Regions from separate parts of the Mus musculus genome. Here region 2 is linked to region 1. Evidence: chromatin loops called from intact Hi-C (ENCODE). Cell type or tissue: left cerebral cortex. All regions are shown on one strand. Links, peaks and the distances in the headings refer to the core of each region. The heading gives the core; the rest is flanking DNA. Region 1 holds the start of 1700029J03Rik (RIKEN cDNA 1700029J03 gene). Region 2 has its middle 15 kb from the start of Gm30695.

Region 1 (8,524 bases), core at 170-8,169:
GTAAGAGGATTTCTGGCGGAGGCAGAGATCTGGATGCTCCTCCCTTCAGGCTGGAGAGGCAGAGAGGAAAACTCACGTTTCTAGAAATGTAGCGTCTGCCACAGTGACAGACATTTCGCTACCACCCACAACAGTGACAGACATCTCGCTACCACCCAGCAGCTGAAGCTCTCCCAAGGGACAGGGTTCTTGCTGGCCTGCTGGCCGCGTGGTACCACTGCCCAACTGTTGTGTTAGAAGGTGGCTTGTATCTGGACAGATCACACCACAGCAGCACAGCTCTATGAGAAGAGATTTACTGGGGAAAGAGGGGGTGAGGAGGAGGAATGAGGGGAACAAAGAAGGGGAGAGGGGTCTGGGGCCCTGCCTTTTATTCAGGCCGGGATGTAACCATGAATATCAGGTGCGCAGGTGAAGTGCGCAGGTGAGGCGCACATTGGGGGGGGGGGGGGGGAATGATGTGTGGCGGTTGCCATGGCAACAGACGCATGAGCGTCCCTGTTGCCTAGGGGTGACCTCATCGCTGGATTCCGAGGCGACCAGTTTCTGATGTCAACACCATTGCTTACCTTTGAGGTCTCTTTAATGTATTGTTATTTTGGCCAGTGGGAATCACTGCTGCTGGCGAAAGCATGGGGCTTCCTGGAGGAGGAGACCTGGTGACCCACAGGCTGTCTGAAATGGTCTGAAAACGAGCAGAAGTTAGGCCGATGTAAGTAGAGTGTTGTAGGCAGAAAGCACAGTCCCCGTCCCCGTGTGGTCGAAGACACAGGACAGTCCTGACTCAGAGGTAGTACGGATCACAAGGAACAGAGGTGGGGGGGGGGGGCACGGGGACGGAACGCCCTTTCTGACTCTCAAGATGGGCTCATCATGTTTGGCTCACGAGGCGCTGAGGTCCTCACTGAACTCAGAGGGAGTTTGAGGGAGTTTGGGCGTCGCTCTAGAGAAGATGGATGACGGTGGAGTGCCGTGTGATGCTGGTGCACAGCCCGCTGCTACCCAGGTAACCACGGTGGCCCTTGAACTCGGTTCCCCTGGACTCTCAGGACTTACTTGGGTGCCGTTCTCTTCTCTCTCAGCTGCCCGTCTAGGCTGAGTGCCGCCCTGAGCCCTGTGTTGGCCTCAGTACTCCATCAGGTCCAGCCCCCGGTCTCCTGCTTCGGTTTGTCTTTGTCCTGTGTTGGGTGTGCTGCTTGGACTCCTTATTCTCTCAGAGCGACCAATTGAGAGGCAAAGAGCAGAATGAGCGAGCGGCTTCCAGCACACTCAGAGTGAACCAGAGGCTGAGGGCACAGCCATTGTCCCTGCCTCCCATGAGGATCTATTTGAGGGGCTGGGCCTCCCTCAATGCCTGGTTTTGATAGGCCAAGAGCCATTGTAAATATATGAAACTGTCACTGGTATAGCCGAGAGGTGGAAAGGGAAGGGCTGGCTAATGGAGAGTCAACTGTGGACATCCAATTCTCCCCTAAAGGCAGGGTTGGGAGGGTGCTGGATGCAACAATGAGGACCTGAATCTAGATTGCCAGAACCAAGGGTAAAAAAACAAAAAAATCAAAAAACAAAACAAAACAAAAAACAAACAACAACAAACGACAACAACAACAGCAAAAAAACCAAAAACCCAAAAACCCAAAAAAGCCTTGCATGTGGCACACACACACACACACACACACACACACACACACACACACACACTTGAAGGGGCTGGAGAGATGGCTCAGTGGTTAAGAGCACTGACTGCTCTTCCAGAGGTCCTGAGTTCAATTCCCAGCAACCACATGGTGGCTCACATCCATCTGTAATGGGATCTGATGCCCTCTTGTGGTGTGTCTGAAGACAGCAACAATGTTCTCACATACATAAAACAAGGAAATCTTAAAAAACAAAAGCAAAACAACAGCAGTAAAACAAACAAAAATTCCCAACTACTTTGGAGGCAGGGAGACAATAGCTCCCCAAGCTGACTTTTTTTCCCCCTTCTCAAACTGTTCAGTTTGTCTGAGGAGGGGCACAAGTGGCCGGAGGCCAACACACCAAGGAGTGCTGACCCCAGCTCCCTGCTTCTGGGAAGCCTTGGAGGAAATCCTTTGGCACCAAGCAAGCAAGCAAACACACACCCAAACAAAACAGCAGGAGAAGCCCCACACCGAAAAGTTTCCACTTGCAAACATGTTTTTGTCACGGCCAAAGGTTTAGGATTGCAACATTTTGGGCGTCTTTGGCCCTAAACTCAAGGACTCTGCAGTTTTCCCAAAGCACCTAAAATAAAGAATTCTCTTTGGCAAAAACAGTATGTTTGTAAACAGAACGGTTTTATTTTTGAGAAACTCGATTCCTGCTTAGATGTAGCAGATTCTGAGTAAAGTCCCTGAGGCGATTTTCCATCTGCCTCCCTCGTTCCAGATTGTCCGTGGCGCAGGTAATGCTCATCTCCTTTCCCGCCTGTGTGTGGTTTTCATTAGCTGGGTGTGTGTCTGGAATGTGTGCCTGTTGGCCAACTGCCGGGTTCCTTCTGATGTTGGAGAGAAAGGTCCACAGATGAAGGAAGCCCTGGATGCTCCCAGACTGGGTTTCTCATGCCAGGACCCTGAGGCTGGAAGCATCCTAGAGGGGTCCGACCTCCTCCACGCATGGCCGGAAGCCTGCTTCACGCAGCAGCAACGTCAAGTCTGACCAGTTTGTTTTCTAGCTGATTCTCTAACACTTCATTGCTGAAGATGAGTTCTATCTTTCTATCCCAGCCACCAACGCATAATCTATTTAACACTCTGTCTCTATCAGCCTTGTTTGAAGGAAGGCGGCAGAGTAGCCAAGGGTCCCTAAATGAATAGACAAGGCCCCCGTTGGAGATGGAGATGTCAACAAACGGTTATTTCTCACCCTGTCCCCATGCCTCCTCTGTCTGTGTTACCTTTGTGTGTATTGTCTATCTGTCTCCCTTGCTATCTATTATCTACCCATCCATTATCTATCTGTCTGTCTGTCTGTCTGTCTACCTACCTAATCCATCCATCCATCCATCCATCCATCCATCCATTATCTATCTATCTATCTATCTATCTATCTATCTATCTATCTATCTATCTATCTATATCTCTGTCTGTCTGTCTACCTACCTCATCCATCCATCCATCCATCCATCCATCCATCCATCCATCTATTATCTATCTATCTATCTATCCTATCTATCTATCTATCTATCTATCTATCTATCTATCTATCTATCTATCATCTATTTATCTATCTATCTTTGTGTCTGCCTACCTACCTAATCCATCCATCCATCCATCCATCCATCCATCCATTATCTATCTATCTATCTATCTATCTATCTATCTATCTATCTATCTATCTATCATCTATCTGTGTCTGTCTGTCTGTCTGTCTACCTAATCCATCCATCCATCTATCATCCATCCATCTATCATCTATCTATCATCTATATGTATCTATCCTATCTATCTATCTATCTATCATCTAGCTATATCTATCATCTATCATCTATCTTTCATCTATCTATATCTATAGTCACCTATATCATCTACCATAACTATTATCTATTTACCTATCGTATGTATGTATGTATGTATGTATGTATGTATGTATGTATCTATCTATCTATCTATCTATCACCAATCTATCTCTATCTGCCATTATCCATCTCTATTTAGGAGAGAGAAGGAGTTATGGGAAATAACTTAGAGAATTTGCTCTCTCAATTAGGGAGCCTAGGAGAGGCTGTGATACACAGATAGAGGGCCAGGGAAGTCAGTTGTATGACAATCACAAGTTCAGAGGTTCCGGAGACCTGCAGAGGTGTGGATGGTATAACTGTCAGTCTGAGGCTGAGAGCCCTGTCCTAGAGCCCTGGAGTCTCTGGTGTGAATCCTGAAGTTCACAGCCCATAGTCCTGATATCTTGGGGCAGAGGATAGCCCAAATGGCACCTTCCCACCTCTTGTTCCATTTGGGACATGACGACTGCATAAAGTCCACCCACACTGAGGGCAAGCCGGCTCCACCCAAGCTATGAAATCAGGGAAGTCTTCTGGAACTTTCTCACAGACTGGCAGCTCAGTGATTCCTACGGGATGCCAGACACTGGGGCCTTCCCTCAGCACAAGAGAAAAGGCTCAGAGCCCACAAAGCAGGGGTGGGGGTGGGGGGCTACATATCAGTGATAGAGCTAAAGAATAATCATGCTTTATCCATCATCAGACTTCCTTAATCCAGCTAAGCTGGTGTTCCAAGAACTCACTACCACATTCCCATATACTCTTATCTAAAAGACTAAGATATGACATAATGCATGTATATACACTGTATGATGTGTGTGTATATCACATGTACATACTATGTGTATTTAAAACTCAACAGTTGACCCATCCTGGGTATTTTATTTAAAAGGAATGTTCTGCAGTCTAGTTGTGTCTATTTTCCTTTACTTAGCATGGTTCATGCACCTGTCAATCATGCCAAAACAAGTCTCCAACTCCTTTGTTCATCTGGGTCCAGTAGACCTTGGAAGGAAATGGGGTAGAGAGGCGTCAAAATGCCTCTGCCCCTTTCATCTTGTCAAGGGGCCCAGAGGTCTCCTAGGGTAACAGTGGCAGCAGGATGGCATCTTAAAGACTCAGGAGTGACCAGTCAGGACACAGTGTTAGTTATAGTTGCACTAAGTTCTTTATAAGCACACACACCAATGATTTGCATATGGCTTTTTTTTTTTTCATTTATTAGTGCTATCATTCCCACTGGCTGTGCTTTTTGTAGCTATTTTCATTTTTAAAATCAAACTGTATTTTAAGAACCTCTTCTAAAAGTGAAGGACTTTCTCCTCCTGGATCTAGAACCTTGCGTCTGCTAAGCTTTAGTAGCTGAGTCTGTACTGAGCAGATCCTGGGTGATCTCAGGCAGAGGTTACTGTATCAGCAATTCTTTGTGGCCACTAGGTGGCGCTCATGCGCTATTGCAAGTGGCTGCCGCGCTGCAAAAGTTACTTGGCAAAACTAATTGCCTTCCTTGTAGGTAAACTGGTCCTGTGAGCTGCAAGTGCCTCTTGGGTTATAGATTTCTCAGCCCCCTTCTCTTTCCTTAACTGCCTTCAAGAGTTTTCTTGACTACGGCCTCCTGGCTAAGCATCTAGAGTTAGGTCAAGTGCAAATACTGACTCTTATCATTGGCTGTTCTACGGCCTTGGGATTTGACTTAGCTTCAGTTTTCTCAGCCATAAAACAAGATGAAGAGTTCTACAGTTCAGCAGAGAGTGAGTAGCTCTGTGTTCAAGCACTCAGCATCCTGTGTGTTGGCATCTGCTGTTTTGTCATTTGTTACGGCCTCAGGGATCTCAGAGACGCTGGCTTAAGGACCTGTATTACCAGAATTGCCCAAAGATCTCCATACGAAGTTTCTGAGATCTGCATGCAGACCTTCCATTTCTGAACTTTTGGTGTGGGACCAGGGACTGGATGCCCAGGAGACGACCTGTTGATCTTGAGACTTCCCAGTCTCTACTGAATAAAGCAAATATTTGCCCTTTATAGGTTTATCCAGCTTCTGGTATTTAGTTATAGCCACAAAACAAACATAAGCTATCATAGCCTCCATCTGACAATGGATGCTGCTGGGGCTGCCCAGCTGTGTGGCTTTGCGGTCACTGAGTGACTGGCCATGGCTGGGTGTTCCACCTCTTCCAGTTGCCACGAGCAGGCTTGGAGTCTTTCTCTTTAGTGCTCTATAGCCCTTGCCACAACTTTCCAGTTTCTACGATCTCCCACCATGCCGCCGACTTGCCACGTTTCTCTAATACCTATTTATTTTTAGAAAGGAAGGAAGTGTGTCTCTGTTCATGTACGTTTGAATACAGGAAACCGCCATCAGGAATGTGCACCGACAGGACCCATCCTCTTCTCCCACACTGGTATACCAGAATTCTGTTCTTGGTTGTCGTAGTCCTACAGCAGATCCCCCAAACTCCACAGTTCTTGTGCTGGCTTCACCGCGATACTTTCTATCACGAGGGCCGCTGGATCACAGGGAGGAGCTACTGGGGCCGGCCACTTGCCCTGTAGCCTGGACCTTCTGTGGACCCTTTCCACTCTTTCCTCTCCCATCCGAACTGGCATCTTCTGTATTGTTATCGGGTTATAGGGTATGAAAAGTGTTCCCTGCTGGGAAGTCAGTGTCTCTCAGACCCCAAAGGAATCGACTAGGTGTGGTACATCCTCTGTCTAGGAAGACCAAGAGGCAGTAATTTGTTCTTCCCCTTGGCTAAGGTGCCCCAGCATGCCCTGGAACCCAGACCTTTTATAAGTGATGGCTGGGCTCTCAAATCCCCAGCAACATTACTTTTTTTATTGCACGAGTGTGACTTACCATTTTTGCCACGTCTGGTTCACATGATATCTTCTCCAGGCTGCCATTCTTCAGTGGCTCAGCTGGGTCTTGTCTCCTCAGACTATATTATGACAGGGGGCAGGGAGGGTATTAACACAGCCCTGGATCAACACTGTAAGGGAATACTATTGTCTCTTCTGAGCAAATATGATGGTCCCTGACCCTTGTTTTTGGCAGAGATGAAAAGAACTTGCTCCCCCAGATCAAAGGCTGCACGCCATGTACCTGAGCCTGTGATCTGTGAGGACGGAGCGTCTGGCAGGAGGCCTTGCAGCAGCTGGGGGCTACTTGTCTCAGTGGACACTATATGATCTCCCAGGACCCATCTGTTTCCCATAGGGAGTGAGCAGACTGTTTAATCAAGAAGTGGTTGGGTAGGGGCTGCCTGTGTGCAGCCTTGATGCTAGGGATTATTCTACACTTTACAGATTCTGATTCCTGCCCCTGCCCCTGCCCCTGCCCCTGGCCCTGGCCCTGCCCCTGCCCCTGCCCCTGCCCCAGGATGGGAAATTATTATGGCTTGGGCTAGAAGTGTTCTAAATAAAACCTTCCCCAAGCCCTGTTCACACACCAGAACACACCAGAAAACCCAGTGTGGGTATTTACCACTGTCCAATATGTATGTTGCTAGAAAACATCAGACACCTGGGGAAGCAGGTGGGTTCCTTAGCTGGTGGACCCAGCAGGCATCAGCCCTCGTCTTGTTGGATAAGAGTGATGACGAAGGAACGGTGGCTCGTGTATAAAGAGAGATTGTCAGGTTTTTAGGATCACTGTCTGCCATTTTGGGTCGGAAAACTTATTTAGGCCTGGAAATTGGACTAAGAACCCTCAAAAATGTGACCCTTATGTATCAATAGTCTTTAAAGAGGTGGTCACATTAAACTGAGGCCATTAATGGAGACCCTTATCTGAAGAGTTGATCACCCAGAAGCCAAGGAGAAACTAGTCCTGCTGACATCTTGTGAGATGGTTAATTTTGTGCCTATTTAGTTGGATGAAGACATGACCGCACAGCTGGTAGAACCTTTCCAGCATATCTACAGGAGGGTAGCATTTGGACAGACTGAAAGAGCTCGCATCAATCCCCACAGGCACCACCCAGTCCACTGAGGGTCCAACAGATGAAATGCTGACTCCCTCTTATCTTTCTGTGAGTGGGGACACCCATCTTTTCCCACCCTCAGACACTGGATCCTCCATATCCGAGTTGCAGTCTAGATTGCATACTGGCAATTACTGCCTTGTGCTGCCTCCCACCCCCATATTATGAGATCCTGTCTTCACAGCCAATCGCCGTGCACACATTGCTCTATGTGGGTTCTGCTTAGCTGAGAACCCTGGCTAATCCACTTGACCTTGGGCTTGTAGCCTCTAGGACCATGAGATGATTAAGCCACTTCATATGGCAGCTCACGTGTGTCAGACCAGATGACACCACCCTGCCAACCTTCTTTCCTGTTGTGTCTTATCATGGAATACCCAAGACTGTGTTTATAAAGAACAGAGGTGTCTTCATATCCCTAGAGGCTGGGATGTCTAAGGACCAAGAGAGCTCGCATCTGACCCAGGCCTCGGTACTTTGTATTGTATGGGGGAAGCTTAATCGGAGTGCGAGTTGGAAGGAGAAGAGGTGCTTAAACTCGCTTCCATCACAAAGCTACTTCCTTAAAGAAGGTTCAGCCTCTTTGAGGCCCTGCAGACAGAGTCCCGGGACACTAACACCTTCAGGTCAACTTCCCAATGCCTGAAGGACAAGGTTTCTGAAACAGGAACCTTATGGGATGTGTTAAACCACAGCGGTGGGCCCCATCCTCACCCTTTTCTGCTGTATGAATGCAGGAAGGCCTTTCCCTTCGGTGACCAGGAGGCCTCTGGGTTTGACCCATGGCGATGTGCTCAGCCTATGTCACCCTCTGTCACTCCCAGGCAGCTTCATCAAGGTCAACCTTCTTTTCTCTGTGTTTTTCTCAAGCAGCTGTGGCCAGCAGTGGCCGGTGTAGTGTAGTTTCTGACTCTGACAGACCACCATGGCTGCTCCCAAGGAGGGGTCACTCTGGTACCTGGGCCGTGGACTCTGAGGGGGACTTAGCTCTCTGGGTGCTTGTAGGGTACCCTTCTGT
Region 2 (8,524 bases), core at 237-8,236, 91 kb before region 1:
GTTGTATGTGAGCATGTTGAGGGGTGAGAGTTGGGTGGTGTGAACATCGGAGGTTGGAGAGCTGTGGGGTCCACACGAATTGGGGTGTATGTTATGAGTGTTAGGGTGTATGTGAGTTTTGGTGTGTGCTGTGTGTGAGTGCTTGGGTATTTTGATGGGGTCTGAGTGTTGCGGGTGTGTGCGAGGTGTACTCTTTGATGGATTGTAATTTCAGTTTTACAAAACAGAAAGAGCCCTGGATATGTAGTTGTGCTAATGGTTGTACGATGGTGGGATGTACTCAACACTACTGAAGGGCACACTGAAAATGGTTAGATAGCTTGTCACAAAGATCCACTTAAATATTTTTATTATTTTTAAATAGTTGTAGGTGTGTGTCTGCTTGTGAGTGCCTATGACCGCAGGTGCCTGTGGCCAGAGGCCTCAGATCCATGGGAGCTGGAGCTGTAGGTAGGTTGTGAGCCACCGGAGCTGGGTGCTGGGAAGGCAGCAAGTGCTCCGAAATGTAGAGCCGCCTTCCCAGTCTCAAGGTACACATTTGTCATCTCGCCTCTCAAAAGGCTGAAGCAGGAGGACCGGGAGTTCAAGGCTGACCTAGGCTAGGTAAGCCAGACCTTAGACTCTTAACACAAGAGCAAGAGAAACAGGTTAGGATGTAAATGCCCCAACCCCTGTAAAACAAAACCTCTCAAGAACCAAAGGGCAGGCTGAGTTGAATGTCAGGCTCTTTTCTCTGGGGCTGCAGACTCAGTTTGCCTTTCTGTGTTTTAGGAGTTGCAGTGGAACCTGGCTTTGCATAGCGGCTTCCTGAGGCAGCGAGGCCACCTGACTTTATTCCCAATGAAGAGATGCAGAGATAGGAAAGCATCAGGCAGAGTCCTGACTCACACCCATGGCCCTGGCTTGTCCCACCCACTGTGTCCCCTAAGGCCAAAGTTGGCATTGCAGAAATCCCCTCTGCCTCTGTCTCTCCCCACCTCTCCGTCTGCCCCTCCCCCATTTCTCTGTGTATAGTGAGCGCTTTCGGAAGTATGAGCACTGGTAATTTCCGTTTTAGCAATGGAGATATGCCTGTTTTCCTTCTCTATGGCTGAAGTTTGAGGGAGCAAGGAGATGCCTGCGCTGAGCTTGCTCCAGTGGACTTGCCTCCAGCTGCTGTGGGACCCAGTTCTGACACCCGCCCATCTCCATCTGGGACTCAGGTCACATCCACAGCCACTTCAAGGTGAACTGCTTGCTTTAAAGTCCTTTGATATTTTGACTAAATCCTACGCCCCATTTGAGGCACTGGCCCATTCAAGTGCCAGCTGGGCCCTTTGTTTATGATTGGCTCACGTTTCCGAGCGAATTTCTTTCTGGAGACAGTGTTCTATGAGTCACCTTTGAAATGAGAACTTATCAGCTTAGGGTCAGGCTAAGTGTGGCCGTCTGAGGGGCCTGTTTCTGTAGTCTGGGTCTGTGTTAAACATGGAGGCGTGTCCTCGCACTCGCTCAGTCCCGGAACTCTGTGGTCTTTCTCCAAAAGGACAACATCTCTCACCTGCTTCTTTTATCTCTGTCCAGCTGCCGACCTGACTGTCTTACTGTTACCCAACTACTGGCTGGGAGTGTAAGTCTGAGTTTGATTGGAAAATGCTCTGCCAACACACACATCTTTCTGCTAAGAAAACAAAAACAAAAAACAAAACAACAACAACAAAAAAACCCAAACCAAACCAAACTAAACCAAACCAAACCAAACTAAAACAAGCAATGGAGACAGGATGGGATGTCTCTCTCTGTGTGTCTCCTGTGTCTTCCCCACCCCACCCCCCAGCTGCCCAATGACCAGACAGAGTCTGGCCGTGTCATATTTAAGACAAACAACGTGAATTCTCTCTCCTTCCCTCTCTTGCACACTCGTGTTTAGAAGGCAGTGAAAGCTGGTTTCTACTTCTTTTCTTCCTGGCAGTTGGGTGTATTGGGCGCGGCCCCTCGGGTTGTTCCCCCTGAATTTCTGCCCCTCATTTGTCTTTACAGTACTCACTGAAAGTGCCAAGTGTGGAGTTGTGGGAATCTGAGGGCTCCTCTTCTTAAACATTTCTTTAAGATTTTCTTTCTCTGTGGGGAATGGTATCAGCAAGCAGGATGCAGAGCACAGGGTCGGATGGACCAGGGTAGGAGGAGCACACACCCCATACCATCATGTTCCACGGTCCCGACTCAACTCCACCTCCTGGTGCAGAGCCTCTTCTTGCTCCACAGTGGTGTCTGCCATCCACTCAGACTCTCAAGAAGCTGAATAGTTGCTCGCTTGTTTGTTTGAAAATCTGAATCTGGTTGTTTAACTCCAACCAGTCAGTCCTGTCAGACATTCTCTGGGGGTGGGGATAGTTTAGAGGGATGAGAAATTATCCCAGTGTTATAACACGAAGATATTTTCTGTTGATTAAGTGCACTTTGTACAGTTCTGGCCATGTGGTGGTGACAGTATGGTGGTATCAGGAATGTGGTGGTGGCAGTGGTGTGGTGGCTTGCTTCTTTGTATAACAGGAAGATACTTTGGATGTGGTGACAGAAAATGTTGGCTTGTGGTTCTTTGCCTGTGGTCTTGGGTGTGCATGCCCTGGGCTTTACTGCTGACCAGAAGTCTTGAGGGGACAACTGGCCTGTCAACAAAGCATTTCCTCCTGGCCCATGATCCAGCTTAGTGTAGTGATAGCTTGGGGTTAGGGAGGCCTGTGTGTGGGAGACGGGGAGAAACTGTGCAAGCTGCTACAATATTCGTCCTGACCAGCTGTCTCTGGAGAGGATGCACAGTGATCTGGCTTGTAAATGGTTAGAAGGGAGCCAAGAGGAACATCTAGTCATAATTAGATTCCTGAAGTGGCTCCGGGTAGACAGTAGCGAGGTCAGAAAGTTGGGTATGACAGAGAATGTAAGCACCTGTCCCCACTACCTCGGTGAAGTTACAAAGCAGGTTGCATGGAACTCATTCTATTTTGTCTTTAACCTTATGTTTGGGAATAATCATAGGCTCATAAAAAATTACAAAAAAAAGTGTACAGGGGTGAGTGGGCTTTTCTCTTCTGCTACCGATGCACAGTCTGGGTTCCTTTGCTCCTCTTAGGCTAAAATTGTAAGTAAGCAAACAGTGGCGGTGGGACTTCTGGGTCTCTTTGTCCCAGATGTAGGCTGGACTAACAGACCCAGAGGCATATAGCTCTGAGTTCCAGATCTGGGTCCCCACGACTGGGCATATAGTCCCAAGCTCCCCACAAGAGGCGCAGGCTGGGAGGCTTCCTGCCCTGGGCCCAGACAGTGGGACCACCCTCGTGTATGGATCATAGCAGCAGGATTCCGTGGGTCAGGTCATATCTCTTAAGCTCTGGATGTTGGGACCCTTAGCTCATAGCAGCAGCTGGCATCAACTTTTGCTGCTGCCTCTTAACTTTAACTCTTTGCAGCCTTCCCTCATCCAAGGCCTGACTCTGCATTGTCTCAGCTTCCCCTTTCAGCCCAGCTGCCTCTGCTCCCTGCAGTTCCTGCCCTCCCCACCCCCCCAGTTGCTCTCTGCTGCTGAGCTTGCTACCAGTCATCGGTTACAGCAGCCTCTTCTTACCATCTCCACCCACTCTACCCAGGAGCAGAATTAGGCAACAGCAGATCACTCTAGATACACGCACAGGTGCCCATGTACGTACATGCATGCCTGCATATTCACATACACACATGCATGCACATACAGGCACATTCATGTTCACACACACACACACACACTTTTTCTCACAGTTTTTGGTAGTATTTTAAGGTTTCTCAGTAGTGACAACTGTAAAGTTTTATCTCTACTATGGAATGTACAGCCATGCCCCTTTCTAGGCTGATTTTTTCCCCCAAATTCCCTCTCTGTTTTTGGTTTATGGAAGCCAAACATATCTTAGAATTAATGGGTCCTGATGGCCGACCACAAATGGAACTTACGAGGATGTTATTAACATGTGCCAGCAATTTAGCTACAGAAAGGGAATTAGCAATCAACTCCTTTCTATCGCCAGCAATTAGAAGTGATTGACCTCAAACCGAGGCCTGAGAAGGGAGGAAGTCTTGAAAGCTGCCCATGTATGATGAGACTCTAAGACATCTTTTTAATTGGGATGCTTCCTGCCTTTGGTTGCAGAGGGCAGCTTGGGCAAGCCACACGGAGAGTTAGAATGCATAGGGCTTGCTCACGTGGCCCGGTGATATGATCTAACTTGGAATTCCTATGGCTGAAGTAAAGAGAGGCACAGTTAGATTTATGTTCCCTGTTGAGCCCAAGACATGGTATCCAGGCAACTCAAGCTGAACGCACACAAGATAGCGACCCTACCCCGCCTACTTGGTAAACTCCATGCAGGTGGTGGAAATAATACCTTGATAAATACGGCTGGTCACCTAGGACATTTTCCTTATATCAACATTTACCATAGGAGGTTCTCATGTCTTTGGATTTCACCAAGCAAACAACGCATCTCAGACCAGAAAGAGAAGCAAAGCTTTGCCAGGAAATGCTTGGCAGTAGTTGGCCTAACAACTGACTTGCACTGCTCGGCTATCCATGATCATTGGTCAGGGTGTTTGTAAGAGATAGCCTTGGGTTGGGGAGCACTGGCAGGCAGTCTTGAGTTGGGGAGCACAGGCAGTCTTGGGTTGGGGAGCACTGGCAGGCAGTCTTGGATTGGGGAGCACTGGCAGGCAGTCTTGGGCTGGGGAGCACAGGCAGTCTTGGGCTGGGGAGCACAGGGAGTCTTGGGTTGGGGAGCACTGGCAGGCAGTCTTGGATTGAGGAGCACGGGAAGGCAATCTTGGGTTGGGGAGCATGGGTTCCTCAGAAGCTCTGCCTTTCATTTGCTGCAGTGTTGTGTCTCTTGTTAGCATTCATAACACAGTGTTCCGCAGCACTGAGCCTCTCAGCACAGAGGCAATGGTTCCACTTCAGTTGCTGTTTGATGACCTGAAAATCCTAGCAATTGGCTCCATTATGGCTCTAAATAAAACGGGAGAAAACCCCTACAGAATACAAATTGACCCTAACTTAATCTTTCTTTTGTACAAGTAAACCACAGAATCAATAGATAACTTTCTTTGACAAATCAAACTTATTCTTTTAAAAAATACTTATTTTTTGTGTGTGCATGTGCCTAAATATATGCATGTATATCACATGTGTGCAATGTGTATCACATGTGTGCAGGAAGCCACAGGGGCCAGAAGAGAGTGTTGGATTTCTTGTAACTGGAGTTACAGATGATTCTGGGCTGTCATGAGGGTGCTGGGAACCAGATATTGGTCCTCTGGAAGAGCAGCAGGTGCTCCAAACCACCGAGCCACGTCTCCAGCCTCCAAACTAGACTCTTATTAAAAGTTTAAATTAGAGTTAATATTCTCCCAGTATGTTGTAGCTGAATTTGAATAAATTCTGGCAAGTGTGCTCTTGGGCACTTTGCAACTGCATGATCCAATTGGAGCAGGCTGCCTCTGTTGGTGGAGGTAGGACCTGATTCCTATCTGCACCTCCAGGGCCTGGCATTATCCCCTACCCATACCTGGCCACAAGTGTGTGCTGGCTACATTGACTGTAGAAAGGTTACAGGAAAATGTGTGGGTGTCGTTAGGGTGGAACCTGGAGAAGCCAGATCTGACTTTGGATCCCATCACTGTTCTTAGGCTGAGCTTTCATCCTCTGTGTGATGGAATAAGACACATCGCACAGTGCTCAGGGAATCAGGTGAGACAATGGTCTGCCCTGTGGGGATCACTTGTGACATATTTGCTTCTGGGCCACTTGTCCTCCCAGTTACAGGATGCCCATCAGAACAGGGCACTTTCCAGACCCTGTGGCGTTCCAATGCCTGGCATGTAGGAGCCGTTTGGCAAGTGTGTGTCAGATTAACAAGTGAAACTGGGCATTTCCCATGACATTATTATGGAAAGGAAGAGAACAGCTAAAGTGCTTGAGAAATAGAGACACAAGATCATTATACTGGAAAAAGAAAGGTATTGGAGAAAGGTCAGGCCTGGTGGCACACACCCACACCTTTCATCAATCCTAGCACTCAGGAGCAGACACATCTCTTGTGAGTTCCTGGTTGGCATAGAGAGTTCTAGGCCAGCCAGGGTTACACAGTGACATTGTCTTAAAAAAAAAAAAGATACGAAGACAAAAAATGTGATTGAAAAAATATTTCTAAAAGATGTATTTGTATTTATATGTATGGTGTCTTGCCTGCACATACGTATGTGCCCCAATATGTGCAGTGACTGCAACATCTAGAGGAGGGCGTTTGATCCCTGGAACTAGCTGACGTCATCCCTCAGGCTGAGCAACACATTCCACTTCTCTGCAGGAGCAGCGAGCACTTGGAGCCCCGTCTCTGGGTACTAAAGAGAGATGTTTTTTTATCAACACAATTACCTAGCTACATCTGAGTTTGGTGCATCCAGTCTATCTTTAGATGAATTTAACATTTTATCTCAGATAATATTTTTTCAGGGATAACACTTTTAATCTTAGATTGCATGTATATATTTCTTATATGTGTGCATATATATTTTCAATATAATTATGTAATCCTCTTTTCTGGCTCCTATGAGATGTGACAATGACCTTTGCATCCTACTGTTCCCTTCTTTGACCCTTGACTTCGGTTTCCTGCTGTGCTCTGTCTCCGAGATGACACACTATGACACACTTAAAAATATTTCTGAGAATTAGTGACATTTACTTGTCTGGGAATATTTTAAAGATGAAAATATTGATTTGGTTTATTTTTGTTTCGAAGTCACTCAGCTTTTAAATGATATACTAGTTTTCCTCCCTTCAAAATTACAAAAATCTGGCACCAGCTGAGCATCAGTTTGGAGGTCTCTTAAGTTCACAGTGGATGTGCATTTTGGAGACAACTCTCAAAGCTACCACTAGATGGCGAAAATGCTCTATCAAAGTTAATAGGGCCCTGGGTGTTGAAATGGGCTCTGCGTTCTTCTGGGTGTAGAAACGAGACACGTAGGCGGGCTGTGTTCTCACGGTTTACGTAGGAATTAGCACATGTAGTATTACAGTTCCTACTATTATTTGTGTGCTTCAGATGCTTAAAGGGGGGTGTGGTGTATGTGTGTGTGTGTGTGTGTGTGTGTGTGTGTGTGTGTGTGTGTGTGTTTTGGTACACTTGCATGCAGAGGCCAGCCGTCCATGTTGGGTATCTTCCTCAATTGTTCCCAACTTTATTTTTAACTCTTATTTATTGATTTAACTCAAGTCATGAGGCTTGATGGCAAGCATTCTGACCTGCTAGGTCATCTCAGCAGACTTATTTTTTGAGACAGGGTCTCCCGCTGGTCCTAGAGCTTACTGATTCAGCTAGACTGACCAGCCAGCAAGCTGCCAGGGCCCTCCTGTCTCGTCCTCCTGGGCACTGGGATTATAAGTGCACTCTGCCATGTTGGGCTTTTTACGTGGCTTCTGGGATTAGAACTCGGGTCTTGTTGCGTGTGAGGCAAGCTTCACCAGCAGGCTCCTCGCCAGCCCTCTGGAGGGTTTTAGTGTGACACGTACATTCGGCTTTTCCCTTTAAGGTGAACTTCAGGTTCCTACATAGCATCTTCCCTGCCTTTTCCAACTCACCCCACTCATGAGTAAATTAATAATGAAGATGGAGTGTATCAGAGACTGTCTGGTGCCCAGGCACAGGCTATCCCGTGCTATGTCTTTACATGTGAAATTCTGTGGTGTGAAGATGTTCACATCACAGGATGGCTGAGGCATTGGTAAGGCAGTGAGGCTGCTGCTCCTGTCTGGAATCTACGGCTCTCACACAAACACACTGACAGTCAACAGCCATGTATGGCTCTCACACAAACACACTCACAGTCAACAGCCATGCAGGGCTCTCACAGGAACACATTCACAGTCAACAGCTGTGCGTGGCTCTCACATGAAAACACTTACAGTCAACAGCCACACATGGCTCTCACACAAACACATTCACAGTCAACAGCCATGCATGGCACTCGTCATACACTGCCTTGGTTGAAACGTGAGTCCAGTACTTCATCTCTCTCTAACATATCAGCATCTGAAGCTACAGTAAATTATAGTGCATGGCCCTGTTTGCCTGCTTTCCCTGTTCCTGTCTGATCCTTTGCATGAGCTTGAGTCATTGTTTTTCGTGTGTGTGTGTGTGTGTGTGTGTGTGTGTGTGTGTGTTGATGTTGACTCCCTACAGAGTATTTGATGATGCCTGATGCTGGCGTCAGTTTTTATTGCTGCAATTGAGGCAGAACATGACTAAGATTCACAGTGCAATGTTGGTGCTATGAAATAGTGCAATGCACAGGCAGGCAGAGACTCGCCTGCTCCAGATGTTAGCGGGGCCAGACGGAGAAAGCCTGGACAAGTTGCACTTCATAGAGGGAAAAATCCTTTGTCTTTGGTCTTGTCCATTCAACTTGATTAAGTTGCAGACATTGTCTAATCAGGGCCTGTGACCTGTGGATGCAGAGATGC

Evidence for each region. Peaks named below come from ENCODE experiments on the same cell type or tissue, not always from the same donor. Only the 100,000 strongest peaks of a DNase experiment are listed, where the experiment ranks them.
Region 2: a loop joins it to region 1, with 4 times the contacts of the local background. A loop is called at or near these places in 8 of 42 quality-filtered maps.

Annotation. Positions count from the first base shown.
Region 1 is chr16:93,450,881-93,459,404 of GRCm38, reverse strand. It overlaps 1700029J03Rik (RIKEN cDNA 1700029J03 gene), which reads left to right and starts at 533. Exons shown (of 3, transcript NR_040494.1): 1 at 533-712. In left cerebral cortex, for the core only: CTCF peaks have their summits at 1,846 (motif pointing left) and 4,945 (motif pointing right); DNase peaks (open chromatin) are centred at 2,161, 2,455 and 4,968.
Region 2 is chr16:93,542,353-93,550,876 of GRCm38, reverse strand. No RefSeq gene overlaps it. Among named protein-coding and RNA genes, the nearest start is that of Gm30695, 15 kb to the right of the region's middle. In left cerebral cortex, for the core only: a CTCF peak has its summit at 6,915 (motif pointing right); DNase peaks (open chromatin) are centred at 4,897 and 6,952.